2 separate regions of the Homo sapiens genome follow, and region 2 is linked to region 1. Evidence: chromatin contacts called from ENCODE Hi-C data. All regions are on one chromosome and are shown on one strand. The core of a region is the stretch at or near the end of the contact, and the rest is flanking DNA. Distances in the headings are between cores, read along the strand shown.

Region 1 (5,777 bases), core at 1,040-3,539:
CAGGCCTTGGCCTTCTCTCCCGGAGCCCAGCTCAGGTCTCCTCCTCGGGTTCGCCAAGCGCGAGGGGCACACGGAAAAGTGGTGGAAGGAAAGCCGAGAAAAACAGGCCTACGGATGCCAGAAGTCTGCTGGATGTGCGGGTGAAAAAAGGAAAGCGCCGCGCGGGGAGGATGCGGGAACCGTTCCGCGGAGAAGCTACGGAGGAAACTGGCTCTCATGCCCTTGGACACGCTTCCTGGCCTGAGCCTGACCTGTTTTCTCTCCTCTCCCACTGTTTTTCAGCTCCAGAAAACCAGGGGCTGCCAGCACCCACCTTTTTGGCAACTGCCTTTCCCTGGTTTCTACCCACCCGGGTCAGACTCTTTTCGCTACCCAGCCGGGGGAGAGGGACGGCTTTCAGACGCTTTCCTCCCTGTCTTCCTGTGTTTCCCATGTTTATCAATGTAAACGGTCTCTCCGCAGAAAATATCGAGATGGTGTTTGTGTCTGTAAGGACACACAGTGAATATAATTTTTCTGAACAAGGCCTTCTCTGGTCAAATCTGGCCTTCGGACGATCAGGCTGGTGGGATTTCAGACACACATCACTAGGCCCACCTTCCTGCCTTATCTAAACACCCTGGAAAGAAAATCACTGACTATGTACTTTTCCTAAGAATAATAAAGATAAGAGACAAAGAAGGCCCCAGGGATTCAGAGTTCAAAATCAAAGAATCGAGACCCGAGCCTCCTGTGCCACGAGCTGTAGCTTCTCGGGTGGTGGCCGCAGAGGCCAGGATCGCATAGCTGGATGAACATTCGGTTGTGACTGGAACTGGGGTGAGGAAGCAGGCGTGAGAGACTGGAGTACCCGAGGCCGGGTTTGCTCTCCCTAGCGCCGCAGCTTGGCGTTCTGGGGCGGTCCGCGGGGCCAGAAGGCATGGCGCAGCCCGGAGTTGGGTACTCACCGGAGGATGGACGATCCGAATAACGTGTGCAGTACACCCAGGCGGGCCATACGAGAGGCTGCTGCGAGTCAGTTTTGACCACGGGCCCGCCGTTGGCTGAGCCCATAAGTAGGATAGCCGGGTTGCCGTGCTCCGGGTATTTGGTGCCCTGCGCTCCGGGGCTCCCCGCGCCGCCTCCACTGCCGCCGCCACCGGTGTCCGAGGGCTTGGCTGCTGCGGCCGCCGCCGCCGCCGCCACTGCCGCCGCGGCCGCCGCCGCCGCCGCAGCCGGGTTCCCAGCTTTAGACGCGCCCGCGCCGGCGGCGGCTGGCTGGGAGCCGTCGGGTGGGCCACAGTTCGCGTCCGGGGCGCACAGGAGCGAGGCAGCGCCTGGCGCCCGGGTGCCCAACGGGTGGACAGGGTCTCTACCTGCGGCAGTCTGGCCTCTGTCACGCTCGACCCGGCCTCCTCCTCCTGCGCCTCCTCTGGCCGCCGCAGCCACCAGAAGCTGCGGTGGCGGCTGCTCCTTTTTGCAGCCGAAGTCCGGCCTCAGGATGTTGTCGATGAAAAAGTTGGTGGTGCGGTGCAGCTGGGCCGCTGGCTGCGGCTGGTGAGCAGGCGCCGCGAGATGCTGAGGCGGCGGGGGCGGGGGGTGTGGGGGGAGGTGCGGGTGGTGGGCCAGGGGCGGCAGGCAAGGCGCCGCGGGCGGCGAGGGGGGCGCAGGCTGCGGGGACACCGGCACGCTGTCTCCATCGCTGCCGCTGCCGCTGCTGCCGCTGGCGCCCGGACTGAGGCTCAGGCTGAGGCCGCCCGGAGTCGCCGCCGCCGCCGCGCCGAGGGCCGAGTCGCGCTGACTTTTAGGTTCCGGCTGCTGTTCTTCCATGCTCGGCCGCCCCGCCGCCCCGGCCGCCGCGCCGGCCCCCGCCCCCACCGCCTCGCTCCCCACCCCACTTTGCCAGCGGCCCGTGGGGGTGCGCGGAGGAAGGAGGCAGGCGAAGCCTCAGCGAAGGCACGGGGCGGGTGCAGGAAAAAAGCTCAGGCGTCTGGCCTGGATCGCTCGTTCTTATCTAGCAGATAGATCTCGCTGTCTCTCCCTCTCTAATTTGTAGACATCCAGATATGGAGACACTTGGCTATTTCTTTTTTCTTTCTGCAACCAGATTCAATGATTTGATTTAAATGGGGAGTAAGCCACGGCCAAAAAAATGAAGGAAAAAAAGAAAAAGAAAAGGAAAAAGAAAGCAAGAAAAAAAGCTCCAATAATTTTTTTCTTAAAGGGAAAAAAATAGTATTTAAAGTCTAGCCATCTTCCTAGGCAGTAGTGAGGGGTTTGACTTCCCCGAGTGTCACGCTCAGCTGTGCCCAGAGCGTGAGGCTGGCAGCGCCTTTAATCGCCTTTGCTTTTTTTGCAGGGAGAGCGCGTCTCCGCCAGCGCCGGGCTGTTTTTTTTTTTTTTTTTTTTTTTTTTTTTTTCAAATCTCTGACAGCTCGGATCTTTGCACAAACTCTCTCGCTTAAAAAAAAAATCACCCAGGCACACTTTTTGCCTTCAAACCGGAAGCACGTGAGTCAGGGCCGCACGTGTGCGGAGCCAATGGCGAGCCGGGACTCGCGCTGACACTCGGGCCTCGGCCCAATGGGCGCGCGCGGGACTTTGCGGATAAATAATCCGGGGGCGTCAACCGCTGGCGGAGAGGGGGCGCCTCGGCGCTGGCCCTGTGCGTCGGGTCCGCCCTCCCCCACCCGCGCCCGCACCCGCGTCCCTCCCCCTCCTTCAGGCCGGGACTCAGGAGGGGGCAGAAGAAACCCGGGAGGGGTGAATTTTGGGATGTAGGCAAATGGAGAAGCAACTCCATAAACAACTTGTTAGAGAAATGCAGGATTATGGGTCTGTGAGCTACGGGAGCAGGGGCAGTAGGCAGGAGCCTGGCTGTTTTGCACCCCCACGCCTAAGAAACTCAGCTTTTTATTTTCTCCTCTGTCTCTGGTTGCTGTTATTGAAGGATGGGTGGTTGTTGTCACTGCCGGTTTGTGTGTTTGTGGGTGGGTGTGGGTTTGGGTGTGTGTAGTGGAGGGAGGGGGAGTGAGACAGGGAGGTCGGTGATGTGAAATAGACCTAGAGTTGGTTACTTTCAGAGGCGCAATTTGTTTTTCACAAATAGCAAAATCTGAAAGGCCCGCTGCGCCTAGCTAGCGTCGCACGTTTACGTTTGTACGTCTCCTGCCGGCCCGCTGCATTGCTTTCCCTTTGTGGGGAATCCGCACCCATGCCCTTCCCGGTCCAGACTTTCGACAACACCCTGGAGCTGCCCTGGCGCCATAGAGCCAAGCCCAGAGGGCTAGGAATAGCCCCAGAGCCAGTTGCCTGGACCTTCCCTGGCAGTGGGAGTCCGGGCAACGCAGATTAATCTCAGGAGGGCCCCGGGGCCGGCGAGTCAGAACGCGGATGCGCGCTAGGCCCTAGCTTTTAGAGTTCAGGGTAACCTCTGTGTTAGATTTCCCTGCAAAGTAAAATCAAATAAATGAAAGCGCTGCACCCCAAGTATTTGCCCTGGCTAGCTGAAGTTGTGAACAGGGAGTTTCCCTCAATTGCCGGGTGACTGAATTTCCTGGGATTGCTCCCAACTCCCTGGGTGCCTCCGGCTCCAGCTCTGTGCGTTCTTCCCTAGTTTGAGGGAAATGCCGTTCCTCCAGCTGCTATCATTCTCCCGTCTGCCGATCTCTTTTTCGCTATTTCCTGGTCGAGGCACCCCCAAAATTTTCTCATAACCGGGAATGTGAGGGACGGGGGTGGCGTGTGGACTGAAGCTCTAGGCACCTGCGGGACTTGTCTCCGGATTCGTTTTGGAGGACCAGTATCCGACTATGCTGAAGCCTGCGGTGGCCGAGAAAGGCGTCAGCAAACGAGGCCTTCGGGGGTGTCATCTTAGAGCTCCAGCGGACCTCCTCGCCCTGAACGCCCTCCGCAACTGGGACAGTAGAGAAAGGATCCCTTTGGAAATATTGTCTATTTGTGACATGCGAAAGAATCCCCCTACCTCCAGTTTTCCAGAAAAGTCACAGAGGGTTAGGCTAGGAGGAACATGCAACTAAACCCACAACAAGCCGAACCACCACCACAGTAGCTGAAGTTTCTCAAAAGGGCTGGTGGAGAGCAGGAATTTATATTGCTCACCGCATCTTGGGAGCAGGCGAGGGTCCCCCGATTTCCGGGGCTGAGTTCCCGGCTAGACTTGCGCTGCAGCCTAGGGGAGAAAACCTCTCTCCCTAACGCTGCGCTGCAGTCTTCTCTACCTTCCCAAGCCGCCTCCAACCCCACCTTGGAGTCTCCCGAGTCCTCTTCAGTAGCACACCCAAGGGCTCCCCGAAATCTCCAGGCGCCCCCACCCCTTCTCCCCGAAATGGGGGTGGGATTTTATTTATATTTAAGTTCGCAAAATTGAAATCTTTATCCCGCAAGCAAGCGTGGGTACTTAATTAAATTCTAATTAGGACACTATCAATATCCTATTTAGCTGCGTAGCTTTTGTGCGCCGCGGTCCCTTTCAGCGCGGTAAATAGGGTCTCGACGCCTTATCTCGCCTGCAGGAGACGCCTCGAGAAGGGCTGCGGAAGATAATTTATAGGTTTTAATTACTCTTCATTCCGCCTGATCAGCTTGGCGTTCATCACAGGCCTGTGAATAAAACCCTGGTCAAAAGCTCTGTCACATCGCGCTGGCAAGACGCTTAATCAAAGTGAGCGGCCCCGCGCGCCGCGCGGCCCGGCTCCTCCACGTAATTTCCAGCCAGCTGATAAAGCCAGCTGAATAATACGGCGGCCCTTTGGAGACACCATTTACAGAAATGACTTTATTGACGGCTTAACGTCGGTAATTCATTTTACCTTTCATGTAGTGGAGCCCGGATTTGTTACAGTAATGGGATGATAAATGCACCCGCGGCCCACGAGCTCGAGCTGGATTAGGCGGCACTCTGCGCGCTGGCTCGTCCCCCCACCTCCCCGAGGCCCGGCCTGGGCCGGACGCTCGGTACCCCGCGCCGCTCTGCGCTCCATGACCTCCACCCAGACCCTACGCCCTCTTCTCCCTCCTGCAAATGAACATGCCATTGGGAACTCTGTGTGAGCGCATTGGCGTCTTGTCAAGCATGCGAGTGAAGTGTGTGAGGGCTGAGTGAACAAATGTTGGCCGAGAGGGATGGGTGAGGGTTTCACAGGACTCTGAGTGAGCCCAGGATTGGGCGTGTGAGTGAGGAACTACGGGCAGGGTGAGTTGTGTGTACAAGTATGTGAGTAAAGGGTTAGGGTGTGTGTAAAGGATTGTATATGCACGAGTGGGTATATTTGTGTGGCGGTCCTTTTGGGGGTACTCGTTTCTGCCTTTGGGAGCTAAGGAATTACTTTCAACTTGATAGATGCCCAGGCCGGGGTGGCAGAGAGGTGGGCCTGCAGGTAGCAGGTGGGGAAGCCTGACTCAAATGGAATAGAGCCCCTTTCTCCAAATGCCATCTGCTCTTGGGCCGAAGGTAGGGAAGTGTGGGGGTACCCAGTGCGTATTTCTATGGCCTTGTAGTTCTGAGCTATGCAGTCACCTGAGCTAGAGGCGCACAGAAGGCCATGGACTGGGCTGCGTCTCTGCAATAAGTTGATTGTCCCCAAGTACCCTTTTCTTGGGGATAGCCCAGATAAAAGTGGAGAACGACAAGAAAGATAAAGATTCTATTTTGTCTCAAATGCCAAAGTTGGGGGAGGGGTGCTACATTTTTTCACTTGAAGGAAGGAGGTCCCAACGAGGCCTTCAGTGATCGGGAGTTGGGTAAATAGGACAGAGAGAGACCCCAACCGTCCTTC
Region 2 (5,777 bases), core at 1,915-4,414, 1.5 Mb after region 1:
TCTCTCATTTCTTCATTCAATCATTACTTCAATAAGTTCTCCCTGATCATCTGCCAGGTCTGGCACCAGATAGGGCCCAGGAAGTCTGCTTCCCATGCAGGAGACAGACAAGGGAGGAGATAACAGCCAGGCACTGGGCTGAGAGCCTCACTCAGGTAAAAAACTATACAGGGCACAACCGGGTCAGGGAAGGCTTCGCCAAGGAGGAGAGACTGGGCTGACTCTGAGAGCCTGAGAATGAGTTTGTCAAGTAGCTGGTGGCTGTGGTGACGGAGACAGCCGGGTGGGCAGATGCAAGCAAAACCAGGAGGTGGCCAGCCTGGCTCAAGGCCACCATGCAGGAGGTGCTTCCCAGGAGGCAGAAGCTCCCGGGCCACAGGCTCCCAGGCAGGGCAAGGGCAACCTGATGGGAGAGCAGAGACTCTGGCCCTGGTGGAGATTCTAAGGAGGCAGAAGGGCTGCCATCTCGGGGATCCTCCTGGATCCCTGCTTCTGACTTCGGTCGGCAAACTCACACCCGCCCTAGTTTTGCCCGCCAGCTTCGGGTCGGTTCCTCCGATTGGGAGGGAGGGGGCGCTCGGCTTCCAGACTTGCAGGCCGCCGCGGGCCTGCGGTCCCGGCCGAGCTCCACGGTGGCAGGGCTGGCCCGAGAGACTGGCGGTGGGAGGCGGGGGCAGGAGGCCACGCTCCGCCTCCGACGTCCCCGATTCCCCAATATCCTGGGAAAGCCAGGATGAACTCCCATCGTGCTTCTGCCTTGAGTCTAGCCCGTTGCGAGGGAACGGGGTACGGCTCCGTGTCCTGTGGGCATTGTCATGCGGCCCCAGACCCGGGTGGGGGCGTGAAGAAGGACAGAGGAGCGCATTGCACTTGGGGCCCCGGACGGGTCTGAAAGTCAAGTTTCCACTGACAGTGTTCCTTGTCCGGTGGCCTGAGAACGGTGACCCTAGAACCATCCTTTATCGGGTTGTGTGAAGAGCCTGGCCCAGTTGCCTCGCTGGGCCTCCCACCCAGCCCCTGTGATACAGGTGTTACTGTCCCTTCACAGAAGAAGAGGTAGGCGATAGGAAAGGTGAGGACTCTATCCAAGGTCACTCCTGCAAAGCTGGCAGTGGCTGAGCCCGAGTGGAACCCGGGTCTGAGTGAAGCCAAAGTTTGTCTGCTGGCGAAAGTGGGAATTCCCTGGGGGTGGGGGTGGGGGTGGGGTACTGTAGACCCTGCCAGCCCCTCAAGCCCTGAGGCTCAGTGGCCTCCGGGCCGCGCGCCTGGGATCCCGCACAATCGGGGCGTTCCTCCTGGCCCAGCAGACGCAGCCGCTGGCCAGGCCTCCAGTGGCTACTGCCTTCCCGCCCTCCAGCTCGCAGGGTCCACGCCTCGGCCAGTGCGACGGCGGCCCGGGGAGCTGGGTGAGGGCACTGCAGCCCCAGAGCGGCAGCCGCCGGCGGAGCCTGCCTCTGGCATCCCAGGCCGCGCCGCACCCCGCTCGCCTCGCCAGGCTCGGCCGCGAGGGAGCGCCCCGGGAGGGCCGGGGGCGGCCACGGCGGCGGGAGTCGCCTCTGCTGGTTGGGGAGGGCGGCAGCTGGGACAGAGGCAGGGCCTGCGCGGCGGCGGGGAGGCGGGAGTGGGCCGGGAGGAGCGCCTGGGTCCAGCGCCTGGAACCCGTCGGTGCCGCCGGCCGCCCAGCTGGGCAAGGGTCCGGGGCGCCCACGTGGTGGGAAAGTTTCGAGGTAGCAAAAGTAGCCCGGCATTGCGGGGGGTGGGAGGGGAGAGGAGGGGAGGGGAGAGGGCCGGCTCGCCCCTCCTTCTCGGGAAGGCAGAAAGGAAAAAAGCGGTGGGAAGCAGGGGTGAGCGCGGGGAGCGGGCAGCCCCAACCTGAACAGATTCCGCTTTCTCCTCCTCCCCCCACCCCGGGAAGCTCGAGCGGGGAGGTACGGACCGTCTCCTCTCGCACGGGCAGGACGACACCCTCCCTCCCCCCCTTTTTTCTGCCAACGTCTATCTCAACGCGCGCGCACATACGGAGATTGTGCGGCTTTTTTCCCCCTTGGGAGAAAAAACGGGGAGAGTAAAAGAAGAGAGACCAAAGAGAAGAACTCCTCCTCGGCGAGCTCCGCACTCCGTGCCGCGGCCCGGCGCGGGGACGCCGCCGCCGCCCGCCCGCTCTCTCCCGGCCCTGCGGCGGGTGCCAGTACGAGCGCGAGCGAGGGCACTGCACCCGGGGACGCTGCGAGACTTTTCGGCGCTCGAGCCGACCTCGCCGCCGCCGCGGCAGGCAGAAGAGACAGGAGCGAGAAGGGCCCTGCCTCCCCCTCGCCTTCCTCGCCCGGCGCCCCGCGCCCGGCCGGGCCGCGCAGGCAGGCGGAGGGAAGGAGGGAGGCTGCGAGGAGGCGGGCGGAGCAGAGGCCCCGGCGAAGCGCGCTGCGGCCGCCCGCCCGTGGATGCGGCGCCCAGGGATCCTGGAGACAACTTTGCCGTGTGACGCGCCGGGAGGACTGCAGGGCCCGCGGCCGAGGGCTCGGCGCCGCCTGTGAGCGGGCCCGCGCGGCCGGCTCTCCCGGGCACCAAGCTTGCTCCGCGCCACTGCCCGCCGGCCCGCGGCGAGGACGACCTGCCCGTCTCCGCCGCCGGCGGCCCTTCCTGGCGCGAGGCAGTGAGGGCGAGGCGCTCAGGTGCGAGCGCGGGGCCCCGCCGCAGCGCCCGCCGCAGCGCCGCGCCAAGCCGCGCCCGGCTCCGCTCCGGGGGGCTCCAGCGCCTTCGCTTCCGTCTCAGCCAAGTTGCGTGGACCCGCTCTTTCGCCACCTTCCCCAGCCGCCGGCCGAACCGCCGCTCCCACTGACGCTGCTTTCGCTTCACCCGAACCGGGGCTGCGGGGCCCCCGACGCGGAAAGGATGGGGAGAAGGCTGCAGATGCCGAGGCGCCCCGAGACGCCCGTGCGGCAGTGACCCGCGACCTCCGCCCCGCCCGGCGCGCCCCTCGGGCCCCCGGGGCCCTCGGCGCCCCTTCCCTGCCGCGCGGGAACCCCCGAGGCCCGGCCGGCCCCCTCCCCCTGCGAGCCGGCGGCAGCCCTCCCGGCGGGCGGGCGGGCGGAGGCCCGGGCGGGCGCGGGCGCGGGCGGGGGCGGGGCGGGGCGGCGCGCCCGGAGCCCGGAGCCCGGCCCTGCGCTCGGCTCGACTCGGCTCGCCTCGCGGCGGGCGCCCTCGTCGCCAGCGGCGCACCATGGACGGGCTGCCCGGTCGGGCGCTGGGGGCCGCCTGCCTTCTGCTGCTGGCGGCCGGCTGGCTGGGGCCTGAGGCCTGGGGCTCACCCACGCCCCCGCCGACGCCTGCCGCGCCGCCGCCACCCCCGCCACCCGGATCCCCGGGTGGCTCGCAGGACACCTGTACGTCGTGCGGCGGCTTCCGGCGGCCAGAGGAGCTCGGCCGAGTGGACGGCGACTTCCTGGAGGCGGTGAAGCGGCACATCTTGAGCCGCCTGCAGATGCGGGGCCGGCCCAACATCACGCACGCCGTGCCTAAGGCCGCCATGGTCACGGCCCTGCGCAAGCTGCACGCGGGCAAGGTGCGCGAGGACGGCCGCGTGGAGATCCCGCACCTCGACGGCCACGCCAGCCCGGGCGCCGACGGCCAGGAGCGCGTTTCCGAAATCATCAGCTTCGCCGAGACAGGTGGGTCCGGCCCTCCGGCTGTCTGCCGCGGTCCCCGCTCGCTCCCGCTCTCCCTCTCCTTGCTAGCTCCGGCTGCCACCGCCGCCACCGCAGCCCGCGCGCCCTGGGGCAGCCTGGACTCCCGGCAGAGCTCCTTCGGCCGTGGCCCTGCGCGCTCCGCCCGGGTTGCAGTCCTCTTCCCCCAGGCCGCAGACCCTTGCCTGCTGCCTCAACCCCCCGCCGCCGATCGCCTGGCCCTCCACCCCTGCTCTCCGGAATCGGGCCCCAGCGCCTCTGGGCGCGCGTCCCCCTCCCGGCAGATGCGCGCGGCCCTGGCTCTGCGGGCACTTGCTTGGTGATTGCTTAATGTTTTTGTTTCCCACGATCGGAGTGTAGGCTTAGCAGTGTGGATGGAGATGTGTGTGCTTGTTGATATACGTGGGCCGGAGGAGAGAGAGAGTGTGTGTGTATCTGTGTGTGTGTCTGTGTGTGTGTGTGCCTGCGTGAGAGGCCCCTGGGGCCGCTTCCATCACCGGCGGCGTGGGCTTGCCAGGATTGCTGAAGCCTCGCTGGGGAGAGCTAGGCAACCTCTCTTCCGATTGTGTGGGCACCGGAATCGGGCGGAAGGCAGGCTTCTCAACAGGTCCATCATTTACACAGAGAAAGCCGCGGTTCGGGGACAGCCCCGTGCCTCTCGGCTTGCCTGGCAGCTGCAGCAGACCCCTCGCCCGAGAGGCAGAGTCGTAGTTAACAAAGGGTATGGCTCCTTTCTGGAATCCGCCCCCCCCCCCGGCCCCAGATTGCAAATCTCTAACACTGTCTAAATATAAAAATCAGGGAGAGAAAAATCTTTCGGAACTTTAAAAGAAGGAGAAAAATGTGCCCGCGCCAAAATGCTGCAAGTGCTTTCGACTCCGCTGTCCTTTTCAGGACTTGAATGAGCCAGGCTGGCTTTTGTGCCTGGAGCTCGGCCCCATTTGTGCCGAGGGGACTGCGGAGAAGGTCGCAGAGGGGGAAGCCCCGGTGCAGTTAGGGCGGGGGCAAGCGGGGAGCCTCGGTGGGGGGAGCGGTTGTGCCCCTGGCTGCAAATGCCCCCCACCCCACCAGGCAGCAGGCAGCCCGGGGATGAAAAGGGATGAAAAGTTTTGCATGGCCGGGTGTGGAGAAAAGCAGAGACAATCGGGGCTGGTTTGTGCTTAGAAAGAAATGCATTGCCGTTTTAGCTGTCCACTAAAGTGAGTCAGGGAAAGCTCGCCATGCAATTAGAGGGCTCGGATTAAAAGGTGCTTTGGGGCCCAGAGTTAGAAATGTGATTCTGGAAGGTCGAGGAGGCCTTTTGGTCCCGGTGGCACAAAATGACAGCGGGGGCTGTTATATTTCTGGTCCGTTTCACGGAGCCAGCTCTTTGACTTATAAATAACAGATTCAGGTCACAGGCAGCTCGTCCAAGACCAGCTTTTAAGGCTGCAGTTTCCCCCATTTCAAAGTCAGATGTCAGTGTTATTAGAGGAGCCAGGCGAGGCCTGAGGTAGGGGCTTGGGAGGGGCATGGTGGGAGGTTTGATAAAACCAGCCCTGACCACAGAGTTTCATTATTTGTTCTTCCTGAAAAAAAAAAAAAAAAAAAAAAGGAAAGAAAAACGTAGATTGTCAGAGGCAAGGGTCACCGGAATGTAGGATGAGAGGGGAGTCATCTCTTGATTGGCACAGCCTCCTTCTTGTTGAGCTGAATTATTGAGAAAATTAACTAGCCAGCTCCCCTACTCCTTGGGGATTTTGAACGTGCCATTAACAGGGAGCCAGAGTCTTGTCAAAGGATTGGACCTCAAGTTTTAAGGCTGAATGTCCTGTCCCTTGAAACTATTCTATAAGGGCTAGGCTCTGCAGCCTGCAAAGCACACGTTCCTATGTCAGAAACCTGAGCAGAGCCTGCTTGTTTGCAGTGGAGGTTCCACTGGGGGTTGGATCACATCATACTTAGGTAAACACTGGAAAGAGGCGGTAGGTGGCTCAGCTTGATTTTGCAATGCGCTAAGTTAACCAAAAAAAAAAAAAAAAAAAAAAGCCCTACTAAAACCACCCACCCCAAAATCCTCCCTGCGATCCTGGTTTTGTTTTTCAGATTTCACAGATA

Evidence for each region. Hi-C counts contacts between places; a loop is a spot of excess contacts on that map. Pooled maps may share reads with other maps.
Region 2: a loop to region 1 is called in a map with no recorded cell type, with 8 times the contacts of the local background. The contact joins the promoter of INHBB here to the promoter of EN1 in region 1. A Hi-C loop is called at or near these places in 2 of 37 single-sample maps with no recorded cell type and 5 of 50 pooled maps.

Annotation. Positions count from the first base shown.
Region 1 is chr2:118,845,359-118,851,135 of GRCh38, forward strand. EN1 (engrailed homeobox 1) reads right to left here and starts at 2,290. Exons shown (of 2, transcript NM_001426.4): 1 at 948-2,290. The coding sequence starts at 1,809. RefSeq lists a silencer at 1-169 and enhancers at 1-608, 4,877-5,429.
Region 2 is chr2:120,342,972-120,348,748 of GRCh38, forward strand. INHBB (inhibin subunit beta B) reads left to right here and starts at 3,165. Exons shown (of 2, transcript NM_002193.4): 1 at 3,165-3,665. The coding sequence starts at 3,218. It overlaps LOC105373989 (putative cuticle collagen 91), which reads left to right. Exons shown (of 3, transcript XM_047446882.1): 2 at 951-1,056; 3 at 1,916-3,022. The coding sequence ends at 2,943. RefSeq lists a cis regulatory region at 317-807.